Regions from separate parts of the Mus musculus genome. Here region 2 is linked to region 1. The links are chromatin contacts, found by Hi-C or POLR2A ChIA-PET in ENCODE. All regions are on one chromosome and are shown on one strand. The core of a region is the stretch at or near the end of the contact, and the rest is flanking DNA. Distances in the headings are between cores, read along the strand shown. Region 1 holds the start of Nkiras2 (NFKB inhibitor interacting Ras-like protein 2). Region 2 holds the start of Kat2a (K(lysine) acetyltransferase 2A).

Region 1 (4,421 bases), core at 796-3,295:
GGTCTGTCTCGATGGAGCCTACATAGATGTCCTCCTGGGTCTCGATCATCTCAGAACCTGGGTTAAAATGAGTCAAGAGAGATGGGAGATGGGAGCAAGGTAGATAGCCTAACAAGCCGACCAGACACAGGGCATAAGGAATATGGGGGCTCGGGAGAGACCAGACTTGAGAGTGAGACCGAGTGTCATGTCTTTATCACACCAAGCAAAAGGGCAACACAGAACTGGGTGTGGAGACACACACCTTGAATTGAAGCTCTTGGAGGAGGGGAGGCAGGGGCAGAGACAGGTTGATCTGTGAGAGTTCCTGGCCAACCTGGGCCGTACAGTGAGGCCCTCTCAAAGACGATAACAACAAGGCGGGCAGTAATAGAAGCAGACACCCTACATCCACCTCTGGCCAAGTGCTGTGGGGTGGGAATGGGCTTCTTCCTATCTTGGCTTTGGGTTTCTTCCTTCTAGATTTGTACAATGTCATAGAACTTGGGTGGTACAATGTTTTATTTTCCCCCTCCATTGTGGGGTTCAAACCCAAGGACTAGTACATGTTAGACCAGGGCTCTGACAGTCAGCCCTGCCTCCAGCCCTAATTGGGAGGGTGTGAAAGCAGCTGGTGTCCTTTTTAGCTTTTGGATTCAGGATGTGACCAGATCCTTCACTCAAGGTCTTCTGCCAGTCTCCCGGGCCCAGCAACACTCACCCACGACATGGTTCCCGTACAGAAGCTGCTCAAGGATTGAAGTTTTGCCCACAGATGCCTGGCCGCACACGACCACCTTGCAGCTCTTCCCCATGCTTAGCTTTCAACCTAAAAGGACAGAAGCCGTGTGGTGAGGGAAGACAGAATCCAAACAGCAGGCCAGGGAGCATCAGGGAGTTAGCACCACCCTGATGTTTACCGAACTACTGAGCAGTGAGCTGTAATTAACCTCCTTATCCCATGAGTGGCCAGGATTTGGCACACAGCCAGGGTGGGGTTAATGGCACCACAAAGGGAGGGGCTTAGAGAGTGGGGTGACAAAAACAGCTGGCCGGGTTTGTTCCTGTGCACAAGATAGGGCACCAAATACTGAAGGAAGTTCCACAAATACTCCTGTTCTTTTTGTTTGATTTTGGGGGGAGGGGGTTGTTTTGAGACAGGGTCTCATGTACCCCAAGCTGGCTCCCAGCTGATGAAATAGTTGAGGCATATGCACACCAGGCTGTTTTCTCCTTTTAACCATGACTTCCGTGAAGAAAGAAGCAGGGATTTTAGATTCTTCTTGACATCTTTTCCTCAGGGAGAGTGTGCAAATATGGAGAAAAACTTTCTTTCTTTCTTTCGGGGGGGGGGGGGCGGGGTTTCTCTGTATAGCCCTGGCTGTCCTGGAACTCACTTTGTAGACCAGGCTGGCCTCGAACTCAGAAATCTGACTGTCTCTGCCTCCTAAGTACTGGGATTAAAGGCGTGCAACCACCACTGCCCGGCATAACTTGCTTTCTTGAATGACTAATTTGGATGGCAATAAATTCCATTTAACCATTCCCAGTTGAATCCACCGGTAAAATAAAGATCTGACAAGAAACAGAATAAAGAGAAAAGTGCTTCCGAAAGATGGCTTTTACATCCCTTGAACTGACAGGCACAGAGAAAGCTCAGATTTATAAACTCTCTTGAGACTGCAGAGAGAGGTCCTTCTAAAGGGAAACTTCCTGACACAGGCACCCGGGGAGCGCCAGTAATCGCCCCTTCCTCCTCCCCCCAGAAAGCAGAGATCCAGAGGTAAGCCTCAAAGGGGTCCCAAGCAGAAACCTCTCCAGGAGAGTTTCCTGTCGCTCATCTCCACCCCGTGGTGTGAGCCTTTTAGTAAGCGACACTCGAGAGGCTGCCAGAGGCCGCCGCCACAGAGTACCCCTGAAGGGCACCCCTCAGAATCTCAGAGGCAATCACAGGACAACCAAAGTGAATCCGAGACAGAGGCCGCGCTGAGCCCTGCCTCCCAGCTCCATACCTCCCGGGTCCCCGCAGCACTCCCGCTGAGGTGCCCCCCGGAGTGGGCCGGACCATGGGAGGGGCAGCTCGACCGTAAAGACGGCCCTCTTCCTCTGGGTGGAAGGACTGACCCAGAGGTCCCGCCCCGCAACGGCCAGCCTTCAAGACAACTTCCGGCGGCGTAAAGTGAGCGCGGATCGCACAGCGCCCCCAGAGGCCGGCGGGGAAATACCCACCAGAACTTGTGTCTGGTTATTAAGCCGATGTTCCAGGCTCTGACACTAAAATGTTCTCTCTCTAAAAGACAGTGACCAGTGACGTTTCGTTCTATCATCTATGCGACAAGTTTTCTTTTTCTTTTCTTGGCTATGCTATGCTATGAATGGAACCCAGGATCGTGCACATACTAGGCAAATGCTCTTTGAGCCTCAATTTTTTTCTTTTGATTTTCAAGACAGGGTTCCTCTGTGTAGCTTTGGCTGGCCTTGAAATCACTCTGTAGACCATGATGGCTTTGAACTCACAGAGATCCACCTGCCTCTGCCTCCCGAGCGCTGAGATTAAAGGCACATGCCACCACGCTCAACTAACCATGCAATTTTTTTGAACTTAGAATGGAGGCTCACATTTGAATCCCAGCACTTGGGAGGGTGAAGTAGGGAGATTTTCTGAAGACAACATAGTCTATACAGAGACCCTGTCTCAAAAACAAACAGACAAAGAAACCAAACACCCCAGCACCTACTTTGTCTTGTTTGTGCCTTAAGTAGGGCCATATACAAAGGAAAAGCTACAAGTTAGAATGATTGAACCATAAATTCATTGTCTAGAATAATTAGCCAGCCAAAGTAACAATTAAAACCAACCATGATGAATGCTGTTATTGAAGTGGGGTGCTATGGGCATGGCAGAGGGGCATTTAACTTAGAGGTGACAGGTACCAAAGAGGAGGGAGGAAAGGGGGGTGTCTGTGTTCATGTTTGAAGGGCCGAATAGCACAGAGATTTCTGAAGCAGAGGAAATACAAGAACCATGACATTTCTTGTATCAGTCTGGGTTCTCTAGAGTCACACAACTTATGGAATGTCTCTATAAATTAAGGTGATTTACTGTAATTACTTACAGTCTGTATTCTAACTAACCCAATAGTGGGCAGCTGTGAATGAGAAGTTCAAGAATCTAGTAGTTCTCTCAGTCCCACGAGGCTCGTTGTTTCAGCTGGTCTTCTGCCTAAGCTGGAATCCTGAAGTAGTAGGTTCCAACAGATGTGCTGGCAAGTAAGTGCAAGCAAGCAAAGAAGAGTGAATCGCTCTTCTTCCAACGTCCTTATGAAGGCCTCTAGCAGAAGGTGTGTCCCAGATTAAAGGTGTGTGCCACCAGGTCTGGATCTGGAACTTGCTTTGTTGCAGGCTGACCTTACACTGAGATCTGCTTGCCTCCATCTCCTGGGATTAAATGCATGTAACTACCTTACCTGGGTTTAAGCTTTTCCTGGTCACTATTCCTCAAGATCTCCATGTCAAGATCCAGGTTAGAAACCTGTGTTCCAACCTCAAGATCTGGATCACAGGTGTGCCCTGCATTTCTGGATTGTAGTTCATTCCAGATTCGGTCAGGTTGACAAGCAGGGCTAGCTATTACACAGAGGAAATACAACAAGGTTCATGACAGTTTTGGAGCCAGGAATCCCTAGGGGCTCAGTATTGATTGCAGAGACTAGCCAAATAATGAAGATGTGTGGGAGGCCAGGGACCAAACACCACAATAGCACGCCATTGGTAAGTTTATTACAGGGAAATGACACACTCCATCCACTTTTGCAAGAAAGGTCATTCTCTCGGAAGAGCCAAGGCTTGGCAAAGATGAAACTGAGGATCAGTTAGGAGACTATTTGCAGTCTCTAAGTTTATTGTTTAAGAGTTTGGGATGAAAAGACTTGGGGGATGTGTGGTGTGGGGACAAAAAGCATTGATGACAAGGTTTCAAGCTAAGGGCAGTGGGTCTGTGTGATTTACCCCAGGTTTCATGTTGAACAGATGAACAGAAGAAATCTAACATAAGAAATTCAGGAAGGAAGAAAAAAATTGTTTCCCCCCCCCCCGTTGTTGAAAAATGGGTGAAAAATTAAATTCGTTAATTAAGGCAGTGGTTCTCAACCTGTGTGGGTCATGACTTTTTTTGGCAAACCTCTATCTCCAAAAATATTTACATTACAATTCATAAGAGTAGAAAATTTATAGCTACAAAGTAGCAACAAAAAATAATTTTACGGCTGGGGATCACCATGACAGGAGGAACCATATTAAAGGGTCACAGCATTTCAATTCACTGAGGTCCAGCTATCATTCTCTATCCAGTGGCCCAGGTAGTTTCCACTCCGTCAGTAATGATAAGGACCTACAAATAAGGTTAGGGACTTTGACACACACTTTCCTTAAGGGAAATTTAA
Region 2 (4,421 bases), core at 719-3,218, 90 kb before region 1:
ACTTTCGTTTTGTAAGGAGCTCTTAGGCCCTCCCCTCCTGGGTTTCTGGGACTGGCCTGTTTGAGCTTCAGGGGGAGGTAGGCACTTGTTTTGTCCCCTGAGCCACAGATGGCCAGAGGGGGTCAGGCTGCAGGTCATGGCTGCAGGATCTAAGGTCGGCGGGAGCTGCATTTGTCGGTGAACACTCTGCTCCATGCGGTAGCGGCCCCTGCTCGGGTCATTCGACTCGTGTTGCCGCTGGCCGGTCACCGTCAGATTCTGGCCGTCTATCCGCACCACCAAGTCCTCCGGAGCGAAACCTTGGGCATCCACCTTTATTTGGAAACTTGGTTGCTCACAGCCATTGCCCTGCACCTCATCCCTGAGCAGCCTCACTGGTAGAGTGGCCACTTGATTCCGTTCAGCAAGGGCCACGCTGGGACATCGGGAAGCTACCCGGTTTTCCCCGGGTTCGCGCTGCCCGGTGGAGAAACTGCTTCCTACCCGCTGCATCCGAGAGTGCAACTGCTGCCTGAGGGCGCGAGGGCTCCCCAACCCCCCATCCGGGGCGGGTGCGAAGAGGAAGGGCCCGCCCACTCTTCCCATCCAGAAGGGCAAAAACACTCAAGTCGCTGTCTTATCTTCCTTGCAAGCGCTGCAGCTTTTGTCCAGAACCGGCTTCTGCTTCTCCCTGGGCCCTTCTCTCACATCAGAGGGCAGGAAGGAGGCTATGAAGGAACTGGATCACCTGAATGTGCGGGGTTACAGCTCCATCCTGGGAGCTGATGGGATTGAGCAACGGGGTTGAAAAGGTCTGGCTTGCTCTGCCCTGCCCTGCCCTGCCGGCCCTGCCCTACCCTGCCCTTTTAAGAATCGGGCCTGGGGCAAGGAAAATTGTTCTCTGGACTGAGCCAAAAGAGGGGGCCTTTCTGATCTTCCAGGAAGAACTATCCCTGACCTTTCACAGTCTACCTCTACAATGGGAAGAAACTGTCTATTTCTCTGGCTTTCCTCCACCCCCACCCCCCCATTAAGGAGTGGGCAGGGAAAAAGATGGAGGTAGGATGGAAGGGTATGAGGTCAGGAATCCTCTCCATCTTCAAAGCTGCCTAGGCGAGCCAGAAGAGGGGACCACCCCCTACCCTCCGCATCTTCAGTGTTGGTCTCTCTGGTTCTTTAGTTCTCAGCACACACAAACACACTCCCCCCCCCCTTTCCTGCCCACTCCCAACACACACACACACACACACACACGAATGCCCGTGCATGAACACACACATTCAACAGCAGCATGGCCCACAACTATGTCTCTTTGTTCTTTTGAAAATAAAACCGTTTCTGTTTAACAGCAACCCAAGTATAGAAAAAGCTGATTGTCACTGGGCAGTGATGGCGCATGCCTTTAATCCCAGCACTTGGGAAGCAGAGCCAGGCGGATTTCTGAGTTCGAGGTCAGCCTGGTCTACAGAATGAGTTCCAGGACAGCCAGGGCTTCACAGAGAAACCCTGTCTCAAAAAACAAAATAAAACAAAACAAAACAAAACCCAAAAACTGATTGTCAAAGTTAATTCATAAGTGTGAACACCACAGTACAAATAGTAGAATTAATGTTACATTTTATCTCTATTGTAGCTGCAAGCCTTAGCCGGCAGCCACAATAGGGCAGGCTTTTGCAATGTGGGAGCCAACCTCAGGCCCAGGCCTGTTCTTCCACCTATGGACTTTAAAAGGGCAGCATCCACAAATCCTCCAGACGGCCAGTGTTCTGGGGTGCCTCTTGTTCCCAAGAGGATAGTAATTGTCACTATCTCGGATGGCTTAAAAAAGATTAGAATGAAGTAATGGTCAAATCTAGGATGCTCAACCAAGCGACATTTGGTTGTCTGGAACCAAGAAAAAAAAAAGTATGGAAGGCCAAAGGATGGGAAGCGGCAAAGGAAGACTACGACTCCCATCGTGCGCCGGGGCCGTGACGCCTGCGCACTGTGCGCCGGTTGCCCATGCGGCCCTAGGGCTGGGAGCGCGGCGCCGCTCCGCTGCGGGGGAGGCCATGGCGGAACCTTCCCAGGCCCCAAACCCGGTCCCGGCAGCGCAGCCCCGGCCCCTTCACTCCCCAGCCCCTGCCCCAACTTCGACTCCTGCGCCCAGTCCGGCTTCAGCCTCCACTCCGGCTCCGACTCCGGCACCAGCCCCTGCCCCAGCTGCAGCCCCAGCTGGGAGCACAGGGAGTGGGGGCGCCGGGGTAGGAAGTGGGGGGGATCCGGCTCGACCTGGCCTGAGCCAGCAGCAGCGCGCTAGCCAGAGGAAGGCGCAAGTCCGGGGTCTGCCGCGTGCCAAGAAGCTTGAGAAACTAGGGGTCTTCTCAGCTTGCAAGGTGGGGGCGGGGCCTAGAGCAAAAGGGGCGGGGCTTGGGGCATCCAAGGTCTGGGGTAGGAATGGGGGGCGAAGCTCTAGCCATAGAGCCGCTCTTGCGCTTGGGATGCAGACAGCATCAGGGAACTGAACCTTCCCCCTCCAGGCCAATGAAACCTGCAAGTGTAATGGCTGGAAAAACCCCAAGCCCCCCACCGCACCCCGCATGGACCTCCAGCAGCCAGCTGCCAACCTGAGCGAGTTGTGCCGTAGCTGTGAGCACCCTTTGGGTAAGGCAGGCACCACCTTTGGAGCTGGGGCGGAGGGCAGGAGCCAGGTCCTGTTTGAACAGGGTGACATAAGTACCACAGAGCTTCTTGGAGACCTTCTAAGGAAATATTGGGTAGGGAATAAATGTGAATGTCCCATGGAAGGAAAAAAGGAGATCTGCCTTGGTAGCAGGTAGCTACCAAGGGCTGATGGGAGAACTGAGAACACTGGGTCTCCCTGTCTGTCAAGAATTGGAGAATCAAGGGTGTGTCACTGGCTAGTTAGAGGAGGTACAGGAATCAAGCCCCGTGGAGCTCTTCTGTTCTTCCCAGCCCTAATGTAACCATCTTGCAGCGGACCATGTGTCCCACCTGGAGAATGTGTCAGAGGACGAGATTAACCGGCTCTTGGGAATGGTAGTAGATGTAGAAAATCTGTTCATGTCTGTTCACAAGGAAGAGGACACAGACACCAAACAAGTCTATTTCTACCTCTTCAAGGTGAGTTCTCATGGAGTAAAGATGGTGAAGCTTTGGTGTGTGTTGGGGATCCTGCTCTCTGAGCTCTGCTACTCCTGTTTCTGCCCATCCCTCTTCCTTACAGCTCTTGCGGAAGTGCATTCTGCAGATGACACGGCCAGTGGTGGAGGGGTCTCTAGGCAGCCCCCCATTTGAGAAGCCTAACATTGAACAGGTAGGGCGGGCATGTAGCAAGATTAAAGGCGACTTAAGAGGGTGGAGAGTCTGGTTTATTTCCTCAAGCTGAGAACAGGGGAGAGGTTCAAGGAAGGGACATGGTGTTTGCTGACCTCAGAGTGGGTGTGGAAGTTGGAAGGGTCAGAGGTTCTCTTCACAGAATCCCTCCTATTTGACATGCCTCTGTTGGCTGTCCACACCTCCTCCTGATTTTGTCCCCTCCTTACTCCTCAGGGTGTACTGAACTTTGTGCAGTACAAATTTAGCCACCTGGCCCCCCGAGAGCGCCAGACAATGTTTGAGCTCTCAAAGATGTTCCTGCTCTGCCTTAACTACTGGAAGCTGGAGACCCCTGCTCAATTCCGGCAGCGGTCCCAGTCTGAGGATGTCGCTACCTACAAAGTCAATTATACCAGGTAAGCCCAGACAGGGCCTTACAGGGGAGGCTTGAACAGCCAGTCTGGCGGTCTCCACCCTCACCTGCCGCTCCACCTCCCCCAGATGGCTCTGTTACTGCCACGTGCCCCAGAGCTGCGACAGCCTCCCCCGCTACGAGACCACCCACGTGTTTGGCCGAAGCCTTCTACGGTCCATTTTCACTGTCACCCGCCGGCAGCTACTGGAAAAATTTCGGGTGGAAAAGGACAAACTGGTGCCTGAGAAGAGGACCCTCATCCTCACTCACTTCCCCAAGTAAGGCTCAGTCTGGCCTCCTGGGATTTTACCCCAAATTCATGTCCTTGCTGTTGTCCCCTTTTTTCCAGGAAGGCTTCCTGGATTGGTCCCTCCTCTCCCTCCATGGGCCTTCTGGGATCTGGGTGTCTACCTGGCAGATTTGCCCATGGCCCAGAAGCTACTTGCTAGTATGTGCTAGTCTGGGGATGGCAGGTACATGGCCCAAGCTAACGCTACCCTCTTTCAGCCCCCTGATAGATAGTTACTAATTAGTTTCCTCTGGGTGTGTGGATATCACCCCAGAGCCCCTCCTACCACAGTGCTCTGAGAAGTCTAGAGTTTACTTTTTTTGTTTGTTTATTTGTTTTTTCCAGACAGGGTTTCTCTGTGTAGCCTTGGCTGTCCGGGAACTCACTTTGTAGACCAGGCTGGCCTTGAACTCAGAAATC

What was found. A loop is a pair of places that touch in the nucleus more often than their neighbours do. ChIA-PET counts read pairs that join two places held with the same protein, here RNA polymerase II (POLR2A).
Region 2: POLR2A ChIA-PET joins it to region 1 with 29 read pairs in embryonic stem cell. The contact joins the promoter of Kat2a here to the promoter of Nkiras2 in region 1. A Hi-C loop is called at or near these places in 11 of 37 maps with a recorded cell type or tissue (gastrocnemius, heart and left cerebral cortex). POLR2A ChIA-PET finds 5 or more read pairs at or near these places in 4 of 5 experiments (Patski and embryonic stem cell).

What each region holds. Positions count from the first base shown.
Region 1 is chr11:100,620,579-100,624,999 of GRCm38, reverse strand. It overlaps Nkiras2 (NFKB inhibitor interacting Ras-like protein 2), which reads right to left and starts at 2,045. Exons shown (of 4, transcript NM_028024.2): 1 at 1,992-2,045; 2 at 701-808; 3 at 1-57. The coding sequence starts at 794.
Region 2 is chr11:100,710,014-100,714,434 of GRCm38, reverse strand. It overlaps Kat2a (K(lysine) acetyltransferase 2A), which reads left to right and starts at 1,968. Exons shown (of 18, transcript NM_001038010.2): 1 at 1,968-2,354; 2 at 2,499-2,622; 3 at 2,957-3,102; 4 at 3,206-3,295; 5 at 3,532-3,713; 6 at 3,799-3,990. The coding sequence starts at 2,031. It overlaps Hspb9 (heat shock protein, alpha-crystallin-related, B9), which reads right to left and starts at 506. Exons shown (of 1, transcript NM_029307.2): 1 at 1-506. The coding sequence starts at 492.